Regions from separate parts of the Homo sapiens genome. Here regions 1 and 3 are each linked to region 2. Evidence: read pairs that join two places in POLR2A ChIA-PET (ENCODE). Cell type or tissue: CD4-positive, alpha-beta T cell. All regions are shown on one strand.

The links. Peaks named below come from ENCODE experiments on the same cell type or tissue, not always from the same donor. Only the 100,000 strongest peaks of a DNase experiment are listed, where the experiment ranks them.
Region 1: POLR2A ChIA-PET joins it to region 2 with 6 read pairs; 3 of 35 experiments call an interaction of 5 or more read pairs at or near these places.
Region 3: POLR2A ChIA-PET joins it to region 2 with 6 read pairs; 3 of 35 experiments call an interaction of 5 or more read pairs at or near these places.

The regions. Positions count from the first base shown.
Region 1 is chr16:70,323,416-70,327,415 of GRCh38, forward strand. DDX19B (DEAD-box helicase 19B) reads left to right here. Exons shown (of 12, transcript NM_007242.7): 6 at 1,170-1,272; 7 at 2,159-2,273. The region is part of intron 3 of DDX19A-DT (DDX19A divergent transcript); the gene reads right to left. Among named protein-coding and RNA genes, the nearest start is that of DDX19A-DT, 21 kb to the right of the region's middle. In CD4-positive, alpha-beta T cell, no CTCF peak of the experiment used is centred here; no DNase peak of the experiment used is centred here.
Region 2 is chr16:70,407,194-70,411,193 of GRCh38, forward strand. The region is part of intron 1 of ST3GAL2 (ST3 beta-galactoside alpha-2,3-sialyltransferase 2); the gene reads right to left. Among named protein-coding and RNA genes, the nearest start is that of ST3GAL2, 30 kb to the right of the region's middle. In CD4-positive, alpha-beta T cell, no CTCF peak of the experiment used is centred here; a DNase peak (open chromatin) is centred at 1,848.
Region 3 is chr16:70,123,294-70,127,293 of GRCh38, forward strand. PDPR (pyruvate dehydrogenase phosphatase regulatory subunit) reads left to right here. Exons shown (of 19, transcript NM_017990.5): 4 at 3,967-4,000. Among named protein-coding and RNA genes, the nearest start is that of PDPR, 11 kb to the left of the region's middle. In CD4-positive, alpha-beta T cell, no CTCF peak of the experiment used is centred here; no DNase peak of the experiment used is centred here.

The DNA of each region.
Region 1 (4,000 bases), 84 kb before region 2:
TTTTTCTTTTTTCTTTTTTTTTTTTTGACACTGAGTCTCGCTCTATCACCCAGGCTGGAGTACAGTGGCGCGATCTCGGCTCACTGCAACCTCTGCCTCGTGGGTTCAAGCGATTCTCCTGCCTCAGCCTCCCAAGGAGCTGGGACTACAGGCGCCCACCACCATGCCTGGCTAATTTTTGTATTTTTAGTAGAGTCAGGGTTTTACCATGTTGGCCAGGCTGGTCTCAAATTCCTGACCTCGAATGATCCACCCACCTCGGCCTCCCAAAGTTCTGGGATTGCAGGCATGAGCCACCGCGCCTGGCCTTGCCTGCTTCTTGAGCTGCTTCTTGCCACCTTCAAGGCAAGACTTGGTTCTTGCCACTCTTACCCCCTACCCTGCTACCAAAACCTACATCTTGTTTTTTTTAGGCATTTCAAGGTAGATTACACTTTTAAATCAAGTGGTTAAGGTAGGATCTCCTGAAGTAGATATCTGGGCAAAGACTTGAAGGAGAGAAGGGAGTTAGCATGTTATCTGGGGACAGTTGTCCCAAGCAGAGCACAGCCAAGGCAGAAGCCCTAAGACAAGAGCATGACTGGCATGTTCTCTGAGCAGTACTAGGGCCCTGTGGTGGAACGAAGTAAGGGAGAGAGAGTAGTAGGAAATGAGAGCTGAGGTGTAATGGGGAGCAGATCATGCAGGACCTGTATGCCATTATGAGGGTTTCAACTTGTACTCTGAATGAAACGAGGAATTATTGGAAGGTCTTTGGGCAGAGAAGTAATGTGAGCTGACTCACATTTTAAGAATCAGTAGGCCAACTGCAGTGACTCACACCTATAATCCCAGCACTTTGGGAGGCTGAGGCAAGAGGATCACTTGAGCCCAGGAGGTTGAGGCTGCAGTGAGCCAAGATTGTGCCACTGCACTCCAGCCTGGTCAACAGAGTGAGACCTAATCTCAAAAAAAAAAAAAAAAAAAAAAAAAAGAAGAAGATGTGGAGTGCTTCAAATCCCACCAGAAAATCTTATTTCTATAGTGCCCTGTTCTTGTGAAGCTAGCATATGTAACTCTGCTACATAATCCAAGGTCTCCTATAAATGAATTTTTAATACTCATTTTTTTAAACTTTGTTAACTAAAAGGTTGAGATTTAAGCTCCTAACTAGTTTGTTTCTTGCGCAGCCCACAGAACTTAATTGCCCAATCTCAGTCTGGTACTGGTAAAACAGCTGCCTTCGTGCTGGCCATGCTTAGCCAAGTAGAACCTGCAAACAAATACCCCCAGGTAAGGATTTATGAATTTAGGTTTTCTACTAATGCATAGATAGAAGGGGATTTCCATTTGATGGATTAAAAGACAAGCTATGGGCTGGGTGCAGTGGCTCATGCCTGTAATCCCAGCACTTTGGGAGGCCGAGGTGGGCGGATCACCTGAGGTCAGGAGTTCTAGACCAGCCTGGCCAACATGGTGAAACCCTGTCTCTACTAAAAATAAAAAATTAGCTGGGCCTGGTGGCATGTGCCTGTAATCCCAGCTACTTGGGAAACTGAGGCAAGAGAATCATTTGAACCCGGGAGGCGGAGGTTGCAGTGAGCTGAGATCGCACCATTGCACTCCAGCCTGGGCAAAAAGAACGAAACTCTGTCTCAAAAAAATAAAATAAAAGCCAAGCTATGCATTACTTTTTACACAAACTGAAACTCCTTAAATTGAGCACAAATAATACGGGATATCTTCCAATGGCAATAAAAATCCTGTTTCCTTTTTCCATGGTGTGCCAGTTCTGGGATGCTTCTTACAGGCTTGGCTCCTTTACTTGCAGGAAAACCTGTTTCATCAGCAACTGCCATCCATTAGAAAGTTCTGAGAGCTTTCTGAGTAAACGAAAAGAAAGCTAATGCCAATTGGAACTTTAGATCCTTGCTCATGGGTGGGTTTTTGTATTGCAGTGGCCAGTATCTGTTTTCAAGTGTCTTTACCCAGCCAGAGTTCTGACCCCTAAGAATTCTAGCTTATGACTCTGTAGCTTAAAGAATCAAATGGTGTACATTTTAATGTACATATTCTTTCCTTCAGCTTCAGCTGGAGGAGTGGCTAAGTACTAATGGTAATTCCCCTTTGCAAAAGAGCTATTGTCTTGAATTTGCACTCTGCATTCTTTTCCTGCCAGTGTCTATGTCTCTCCCCAACGTATGAGCTCGCCCTCCAAACAGGAAAAGTGATTGAACAAATGGGCAAATTTTACCCTGAACTGAAGCTAGCTTATGCTGTTCGAGGCAATAAATGTGAGTATGTGAATTTGGTCCTAAATCATCAACCTAATTCTTTTTATTTTGAAATATTTCAAAACCCACCCAATAGTTGAAATAATACAATAAACACATGTATGTTCTCCAGCTAGATTCAAAAACTTAACATTTTGCCATATTTGCTTTACATAAATGTATACATTTTTGTCAAACCATTTGAAAGTAAACTGCAGACATGCACCTCATGAGGACATTCTTTGCCATACCTATGGATACCCTTTTATCACAACCAGGAAAATTAACAGATTTCCTAGAATAACTAATACCAGTCCATTTTTATTCCTCCCCAGCTGTTCCCAAAGTCTTCCTTTATAGCTGTTTGGTTTTTCGACCAAGATCAAGTTAGCGTTTATACGTTGCGTTTGGTTGTTGTACTTGTTTCTTTCAATCTAGAATTGTACCCCTACCTTTTTCTCTCCCTATTATATTTAACATTTTGCACAGACCAGACTAGTTGCTTTTCAAATATTCTACATTCTGGCCGGGCGCGGTGGCTCACGCCTGTAATCCCAGCCCTTTGGGAGGCCGAGGCGGGCAGCAGATCACGAGATCAGGAGATTGAGACCATCCTAGCTATCATGGTGAAACCCCGTATCTAATAAAAATACAAAAAAATTAGCCAGGCGTGGTGGCGGGCACCTGTAGTCCCAGCTACTTGCGAGGCTGAGGCAGGAGAATGGTGTGAACCTGGGAGGCAGAGCTAGCAGTGAGCTGAAATAGCGCCACTGCACTCGAGCCTGGGCGACAGAGCGAGACTCCGTCTCAAAACAAGCAAACAAACAAAAAACAAACAAACAAAAATTCTACATTCTAGATTTGTTTATTTTTATTTATTTATTTTAGAAACAGAGTCTTGCTCTGTCACTCAGGCTGGAGTACAGTGGCATGATCTTGGCTCACTGCAACCTCTGCCCTCCGGGTTCAAGTGATTCTCCTGCCTCAGACTCCCAAGTAGCTGGGATTACAGGTGCCTGCCACCATGGCTGGCTAATTTTGTATTTTTAGTACAGATGGGGTTTCACCACGTTGGCCAGGCTGGTCTCAAACTCTTGACCTCAGGTTATCCATCTGCCTCGGCCTCCCAAAGTGCTGAGATTATAGGTGTGAGCCACTGTGCCCAGACTTCTTTCTTTTTTTTTTGAGAGAGAGTCTCGCCCTGTCGCCCAGGCTGGAGAGCAGTGGCACAGTCTTGGCTCACTGCAAGCTCTGCCTCTGGGGTTCACACCATTCTCCTGCCTCAGCCTCCTGAGTAGCTGGGACTACAGGCGCCCACCACTACGCCCAGCTAATTTTTTGTATTTTTAGTAGAGACGGGGTTTCACTGTGTTAGCCAGGATGGTCTCTATCTGCTGACCTCGTGATCCTCCCGCCTTGGCCTCCCAAAGTGCTGGGATTACAGGCGTGAGCCACTGCGCCTGGCCGCCTTCTTTTTTTTATTTTGAGACAGTTTCGCTAGGTCACCTAGGCTGGAGTTCTGACTCCAGGCACGAGCCACCGTGCCTGGCCACACCCAGCTAATTTTCTAAAAATTTTTTTTGTAGGCCAAACATGGTGGCTCATGCCTGTAATCCCAGCACTTTAGCAGGCCGAGGTGGGTGGATCACGAGGTCAGGAGATAGAGACCATCCTGGCCAACATGGTGAAACCCCATCTCTACTAAACATAGAAAAATTAGCCAGGTGTGGTGGCATGTGCCTGTCGTC
Region 2 (4,000 bases):
GCAGTGGCGCAATATTGGCTCACTGCAACCTCCACCTCCTGGGTTCAAGCAATTCTCCTGCCCCAGCCTCCCAAGCAGCTGGCACTATAGGCCCGTGCCACCACGCCCAGCTAATTTTTGTATTTTCAACAGAGATGAGGTTTCGCCATGTTGGCTAGGCTGGTCTCAAACTCCTGACCTCAAGTGATCCGCCTGCCTCGGCCTCCCCAGGTGCTGGAATTACAGGTGTGAGCCACTGTGCCAATACTACAGTCTTCTAAGAAGTTTGTGGTCACAAATTTGGCAAATTTGGGGAGACCATTTATCAATAAATGTCCCCTGAATGGCTGGTCCATGTCCAAGTTGCTGAGGCTGTCCAGAGGAACTGGCAGCCAGGATCCAGAGGTCAGGGGCAGCAAGGGCCTTGAAGACCCCGCCTTCCATCCTCAGGAGATGCAGCCGAAGGGCTACTTCCACCTCCCAGTACAAGGAACCTCAAAGGAGACCCTCACCAGCACGCAGGTAAATGGAAGGAAAAAACAAAAGCACCTGATTGAGGAGCAAAGCAAAGAGTGCCCCAAAACGAGAACAGCAGGGACTGTTTTGGAGGCTGTAGCAGCTTTAGAGCCAATTCTCGGTCAGATCCCAGGAGACAGCCATCAACGACTTAACCTAATGAAGCACAGGATAAGCACCACCTCAGACCAGCACAGCTGAATACAACCTTCTTGGCATGCAGAGAAAAGAAACGTCAAAATAAGGCACGGAGCCTGGGGGGATGGGTGCTGCTTGCCTCTGGGAGGGAGAGGAGAAAGACGAAAGATAAAGCCCCTCTCCACCCACTTACACACAGCCTGAGGACGTGTCCCAAAGCTCATTCTAAAGGCATGAAGCCACAGCCTACTGCTCCAATGGACCGATGCTTTATGAACCTCTGAGCATTTTCGGGGGATAGCCTCTCATTTAGTATGCGCAGGAGTCCCAGGACCAGCTGAACAAGGTCAGCCAGGCGGAAGTGAAGATGCTTTAACGCCATGCCAGGTCTGATGACTTCAAGCCCAGAGCTCCTTCCACAGCCCCCACTGCCTTCCCAAAGCACTCTTCCACTAACTGGGGTACAACCATCAAAACATTCGCTGTGCCCCAGATCCCTGCCAGCCTAGCAACCCAGAACACTCCCTGCCTCCTGGGTGGGGGGCAGCACCCAAACCAGGCAGAAGGAGCTGGGGCGGAGGGGTGGGGGTGGGCGCAGGTGGCCAGTTACCGAAAGCCCCTCCCTCCCCAACAACTCAAAAGCAGCGAGGCCTGTCCTTGACCTGTCTGAGAATGGGCCGCTTCACCACCCTGCTTGGTTAACTGAAGTCACCCGCACTGCAACACCCTGGTATCAGCCTCTGGCACAGACCCCTCAGTGCTACCCTAGGGACTCAGGCCCTTTCCACTCCGCAGCACCAAACCCTCGGGCAGCCCCTCCCTTCCTGCAGGACATCCAACTTTGACTTTATATCCATCTGAAATCTCAGCTCTGGTACCTCTTGATGCCGCCCAGAGTTTGTAGCCAGAAACCCAGAAGGCAAGAGCTAACACACTTCTTCAAACCAAGAGCATAACTTTGGCTTTCAATGAAGTCCTAGAGAAATAAACTGTCAGTCTTCTCTGGACAAAGATCGAGGCTGCACCCTAACAGCCTCTTCCTGTAGGAGACAGCTCAAAGAAACAAAAAAAAAAAAAAAAAAAAAAAAAAAAAAAAAAAAAGAAAGAAAAAATAAAGAAACGGCCTCTAAGAGGAGGAAGCTGGGCCCTGAGGCACGGGGAGAGGGTGCGGCAGGGGAGTTGGGGTGAAGGGTCCCTTCAGATCCACCACCTGCTACCTCAGGAGGGAGCCCCACTGTGTTTTGAGTCGGAGTGGGCAGGGGGAAATCCAGTATCTTGCTGTACCTATCTACACTAAGGCATGAAGTAACGTCTAGAAAAACAGTTCTCGGCTGGTTGTGGTGGCTCACACCTATAATCCCAGCACTTTGGGAGACTGAGGCTGGATGATCGCTTCAGTCCAGGGGTTGGAGCCTGGGCAACAGAGTGAGACCTCATCTCTATTTTATGAAAAAAGTTCAAACCACCTGTGTGGGGAAGACCAGGTCTCTCCACATTCTAGCTAGCTTCCCGCCTCTGGCGGCTTTTTTTTTTTGAGACGGAGTTTTGCTCTTATTGCCCAGACTGGAGTACAATGGCGTGATCTTGGCTCACCGCAACCTCCACTTCCCAGGTTCAAGCAATTTTCCTGCCTCGGTCTCCTGAGTAGCTGGGATTACAGGCATGCGCCACCATGCCTGGCTAATTTTGTATTTTTAGTCGAGATGGGGTTTAACCGTGTTGGCCAGGCTGGTCTCGAACTCCCAGCCTCAGGTGTTCCGCCCACCTCCGCCTCCCAAAGTGTTGGGATTACAGGTGTCAGCCACTGCGCCCAGGCTTTTTCCCCCTTTTTGAGACAGGATCTCACTCTGCTGCCCAGACTGGAATGCCGGTGGCGCAATCACAGTTGACTGTAGACTCGACCACCTGGGCTCAAATGATCCTACCTCAGGCCCCCGAGTAGCTAGGACCATAGGCATACGCCACCAGACCTGGCTAAATTTTTTTTTTTTTTTTTTTTTTCATAAAGACAGGGTCTTGCTATGTTCCCCAGGCTGGACTTGAACTCTCAGACTCCTGCCTCAGCCTCCCAAGTAGCTGGGACTACAGGTGTGCACTACTTTTGTTGTTTTTTTTGTTGTTGTAGAGATGATGTCTTGCTATGTTGCCCAGGCTGATCTCCAACTCCTGTTCTCAAATGATCCTCCCAACGTGGCCTCCCAAAGAGCTGAGATTGCAGATATGAGCCACCTTGCTCAGTCCTCAGACTTCTTTGCTTTTTATTTCACCTGATGCTGTTGTTGTTTTCAAATAGATGAGTTTAATCCATTTCACTTGGAGTTATGTTACTATCTTATTCAGTATTTTGTCTACTATTTTTTCTGTATTTTTTTTCTTTTCCTGACTTGGGTTGACATATTATCTCCACCCTCACCTTTTTTTTTTTTTTTTTTTTTTTTTTTTGAGACGGAGTCTCACCCTGTCACCCAGGCTGGAGTGCAGTGGCTTGATCTCGGCTCACTGCAAGCTCTGCCTCCCAGGTTTATGCCATTCTCCTGCCTCAGCCTCCCCCGTAGCTGGGACCACAGGTGCCCACCACCATGCCCGGCTAATTTTTTTTTGTATTTTTAGTAGAGACAGGGCTTCACCATGTTAGCCAGGATGGTCTTGATCTCCTGACCTCGTGATCTGCCTGCGTCGGCCTCCCAAAGTGCTGGGATTACAGGCGAGAGCCAACACGCCCGGCCAACCCTCACCACTTTTTTTCCCCCTCCTGGTCTGGAAATTATATTACTTTTTTTTTAGTGATTAATCTTATATTGTTAGCTTATGTACATTTTCTTGATGAAGTCTTCAGTTTTTCAGTAATGCCATTCTCTTAACAAGGCAGAAATTTGGTGTGGCTTAACAATAAAATTCTCTATTCTTATTCTTCCTTGGTAATGTGGTCAACAATTCTAGTTTTCTCTTAAAAAAAAAAATTAAAAGCCCATTTAGATCCTGTTTTTTTTTTTTTTTTTTGTCTCTGTGTTTTGCCGTCTGTAGCAGACACTGTTGGCTGTCTACCAGCGGCCACTCTCTTTTTCGCTTGCCAACAGAATCCTGATTTGTTTGGGCAGCTAAGGACCCAGTCCTGGCAGATGATGCAAGACTGGCCAAAGCCAACCAGCGCCAACCACAGCAAGCCTGTCCCTTTTTCACCAGGAATTGGTTTGAGGATGGACCAGCTCAGGTCAATGAGACCCAAGGGAGTATGTGTTAGGGCCATCTTGGAAAGATTTTCCTTTCCAAATAAGCAGCCGGGCGCAGTGGCTCACAACTGTAATCCCAGCGCTTTGGGAGACTGAGGCAGGCAGATCACCTGAGGTCAGGAGTTCGAGACCAGCCT
Region 3 (4,000 bases), 280 kb before region 2:
TGGTTCAATCTCAGCTCACTACAACCTCTGCCTCCTGGGCTCAAGTGATCCTCCCACCACAGCCTCCTGAGTAGCTGGGACTACAGGCATGCACTACCATGCCTGGCTAATTTTTTGTTTTTTTGGTAGAGACGTGATTTCACCTTGTTGTCCAGGCTGGCCTCAAACTCCTGGGCTCAAGTGATCCGCCCACCTCAACCTCCCAAAGTACTGGGGTTACAGGTGTGGGCCGCCACACTTGGCCTCATAATGCTTCCTTGATGTCAAAGTCTTTCTCCTATTTTTTGAAATCCTTTTAAATTTAATTATCAGGTATTTCCACAAAAAGTGATAAACTAATCGCAGTGTAAATGTTTCTAAGTGGGAGACCCTAGGGAGGTTCATTTTTGGTTTAATTTGTTGCTTCAAGATTATATAATACCTTAGAATTGATATAAGGCAGACTATTTAAACCTCACACTTAAAAATAATTACGCCAGCCAGGCACGATCGCTCACACCTGTAATCCCAGGACTTTGGGAGGCCAAGGTGAGTGGATCACCGGAGATCAGGAGTTCGAGACCAGCTTGGCCAACATGGTGAAACGCCGTCTCTACTAAAAAATACAGAAATTAACTGGGAGTGGTTATTCGCGTCTGTTAATCTCAGCTACTCGGGAGGCTGAGGTAGGAAAATCACTTGAATCCAGGAGGCGGAGGATGCAGTGAGCCAAGATCGCACCATTGCACCCCAGCCTGGGCGACAGAGCAAGACTCAGTCTCAAAAAAAAAAAAAAAAATTATGCCTCGGCCAAGTGCAGTGGCTCATGCCTGTTATCCCACGACTTTGGGAGGCCAAGGTGGGTGGATCACCTGAGGTCGGGAGTTCAAGACCAGCCTGCCCAACATGGGGAAACCCCGTCTCTACTAAAAATGCAAAAATTAGCTGGGCGTGGTGGCATAAGCCTGTAATTGTAGCTACTCAGGAGGCTGAGGCAGGAGAATTGCTTGAACCTGGGAGGCAGAGATTGCAGTGAGCCAAGTTTGTGCCACTGCCCTCCAGCCTGGGCAACAGAGTGAGACTGTCTCAAAAAATAATAGTTATTATTATGCCTTATCCGTGGCTTGTGAAATGGTTTTATACTGCCCTTTATGTATAATTATTCCTCTTGTCCATCTTCACTATTGTTCTCATAGATCAATGGGTCTTAAATCTGTCTGCACATTAGAATCAGCTGGGGAGCTTTTAACAATTACCAGTGCCCAGACCTCTCCCCAGAACAAACCAGAATCTCTAGGGGTGAGGCCAGGCATCAATATTTTTAAAAGCTTCCCCGGGGACTCTAATGTACCTCCAAGGGCGAGAGCCACTGTCAAAGCTGCTCAAGGAGTGCTATCCCAGCAGAGACGTCACCAGAGCTATAGGTGCTGACCACCAGCCAGTTAATGGAACTCCCACCTGGGGTGGAGCTCCACACAGTTACAAAGATGATAGAAAAATCTCTTTAGGGAGCTGACAATCTTATGTGGAAAATATAATTATTAGAGTAAATACAGTAAACTCAAGTGACAGGCATGCTGACACAGATGTTAGTTTATTTACTGAGTGATAAATAATTTGGGGAAAATGACCTTAGAACCCCCCACCTGCTTTCTTGACATATGGGTCCCTTGCAAAACTGGGTCTTTGGGCCCTAGCATTACTGTAGCCTTTATATTCTGTTGCTACCACAAATTAGAGAACATTTTTTTCAATGTAAAGTTTATGTACTTTTGAATAGGCAATGTATTTATATGATTCAAAATTGAAAATATGTAAAAGAAGCTGGGTGCAGTGGCTTATGCCGGTAATCCCAGCACTTTGGGAGGCTGAGGCGGGTGGATCATCTAAGGTCAGGAATTCGAAACCAGCCTGGCCAACATGGCAAAACCCCATCTCTACTAAAAATACAAATTTAGCCAGGCATGGTGGTGCACACCTGTAATCCTAGCTACTTGGGAGGTTGAGGCAAGAGAATTGCTTGAACCTGGGAGGTGGAGGTTGCGGTGAGCCGAGATTGTGCCATTGCACTCCAATCTGAGTGACGAGCAAAACTCCGTCTCTAAAAAAACAAACAAACAAAAAAACAAAAATTAGCTGGGCATGGTGACACACACCTGTAATCCCTGCTACTCGGGAGACTGAGGCAGGAGAATAGCTTGAACCCAGGAGGCAGAGGTTGCAGTAAGCCGAGATTGTGCCATTGCACTCCAGCCTGGGTGACAAGGGAAACTGCGTCTCAAAAAAAAAAAAAAAAAAAAAAGTATATATATATATATGTAAAAGAGTATACAGGAAAAAGACTCCCCAATGTTCTTTCCTTTTCTTTCTTTTTTTTTTTAAGATGGAGTCTTGCTCTGTCACCCAGGCTGTAGTGCAGTGGTGCAGCCTCAGCTCCTGCAACCTCTGCCTCCTGGGTTCAGGCGATCCTCCTGCCTCAGCCTTCTGAATAGCTGGGATTACAGACGCCTGCCACCATGCCCGGCTGATTTTTGTATTTTTAGTAGAGATGGGGTTTCGCCATGTTGGCCAGGCTGGTCTCGAACGCCTGACCTCAAGTGATCTGCCTGCCTCAGCCTCCCAAAGTGCTGGGATTATAGATGTGAACCACTGCACCCAGCCCTCAATCTTCACTTCTAACAAAAAGCTTTCTCTCTGGAGGGAAGTTAAGTTCTAGTTATATTCTCTACTTCTATAAGCAATTATGTGTTGGTAGGTTTGTGTATATGTGTATGGATATTCATTTATTATATTTTTTCTCTTTTTTATATAAGTGGGAGCATACCTTACACACTGTTCTTCACCTTGCTTTTTCATTATGATTGTTCCATTTTGGTACATAAAGACCTTTTCATTCTTTTTTATAGCTGCATAATATTCCATTGTATAGATGAATTCCAAAATTTTATTTTATTTTAGAGATGGGGTCTTGCTCTATTGCTTAGTCTGAAGTGTAGTGGCACAATGCTAGCTCACTGCAGCCGCAAACTTTTGGGATCAAGGGATCTTCTTGCCTCAGCTTCCCAAGTAGCCTGGCTAACTTTTATCTTTATTTTTTTTACTTTTTTTTGAGGCGGAGTCTCGCTCTGTCACCCAGGCTGGAACGCCGTGGCACAGTCTTGACTCACTGCAAGCTCCACCTCCCGGGTTCATGCCATTCTCCTTCCTCAGCCTCCCGAGTAGCTGGGACTACAGGCGCCTGCCACAATGCCTGGCTAATTTTTTGTATTTTTTGTAGAGACGGGGTTTCACTGTGTTAGCCAAGATGGTTTCGATCTCCTGACCTTGTGATCCGCCCACCTCAGCCTCCCAAAGTGCTGGGATTACAGGCGTGAGCCACCGCACTCAGCCTTTATTTTTATTTGTTTATTTATTTTTATTTTTATCTTTTTTTGGTAGAGACACAGTCTGGCTATGTTGCCCAGGCCAGTCTTGAACTCCTGGCCTCCAGTGAACCTGCTACCTCAGCCTGTCAAAGTGCTGGGATTACAGGCATGAGCCACTGTGCCTGGCCTAAACTATCCAGAATTTTAAATCTGTCCCATGTCATTGAACATTTTTCTCACCCTGTTGCCCAAGCTGGAGTGCAGAGATGTGATCACAGCTCACTGCAACCTCTACCTTTTGAACTCAAGCGCTCCTCTGGCCTTAGCCTCCCAAGTAGCTGGGACTGCAGGCATGTGCTACCATGCCTGGCTAATTTTGTTGTTGTTGTTGGTAGAGATGGGTTCTCCCTGTGTTGACCAGGCTGGTCGTAAACCCCTGTCCTCAAGCAGTCCTCAGTCCTCCTACCTTGGCCTCCTAAAGTGCTGGGATTATAAGTGTGAGCCACTGTGCCCAGCTTGTTTCCATCTTTTGGTGTTAGAAACAGTATTAAATGAGAAACCCTGACCTCGTATTCACAGATGACGTCAATCTACCTAATAGCATTTTGCATCCATCCTGCAGGCTGGCTGCTGGCTCTACCAGGTTCTGTGCTGGC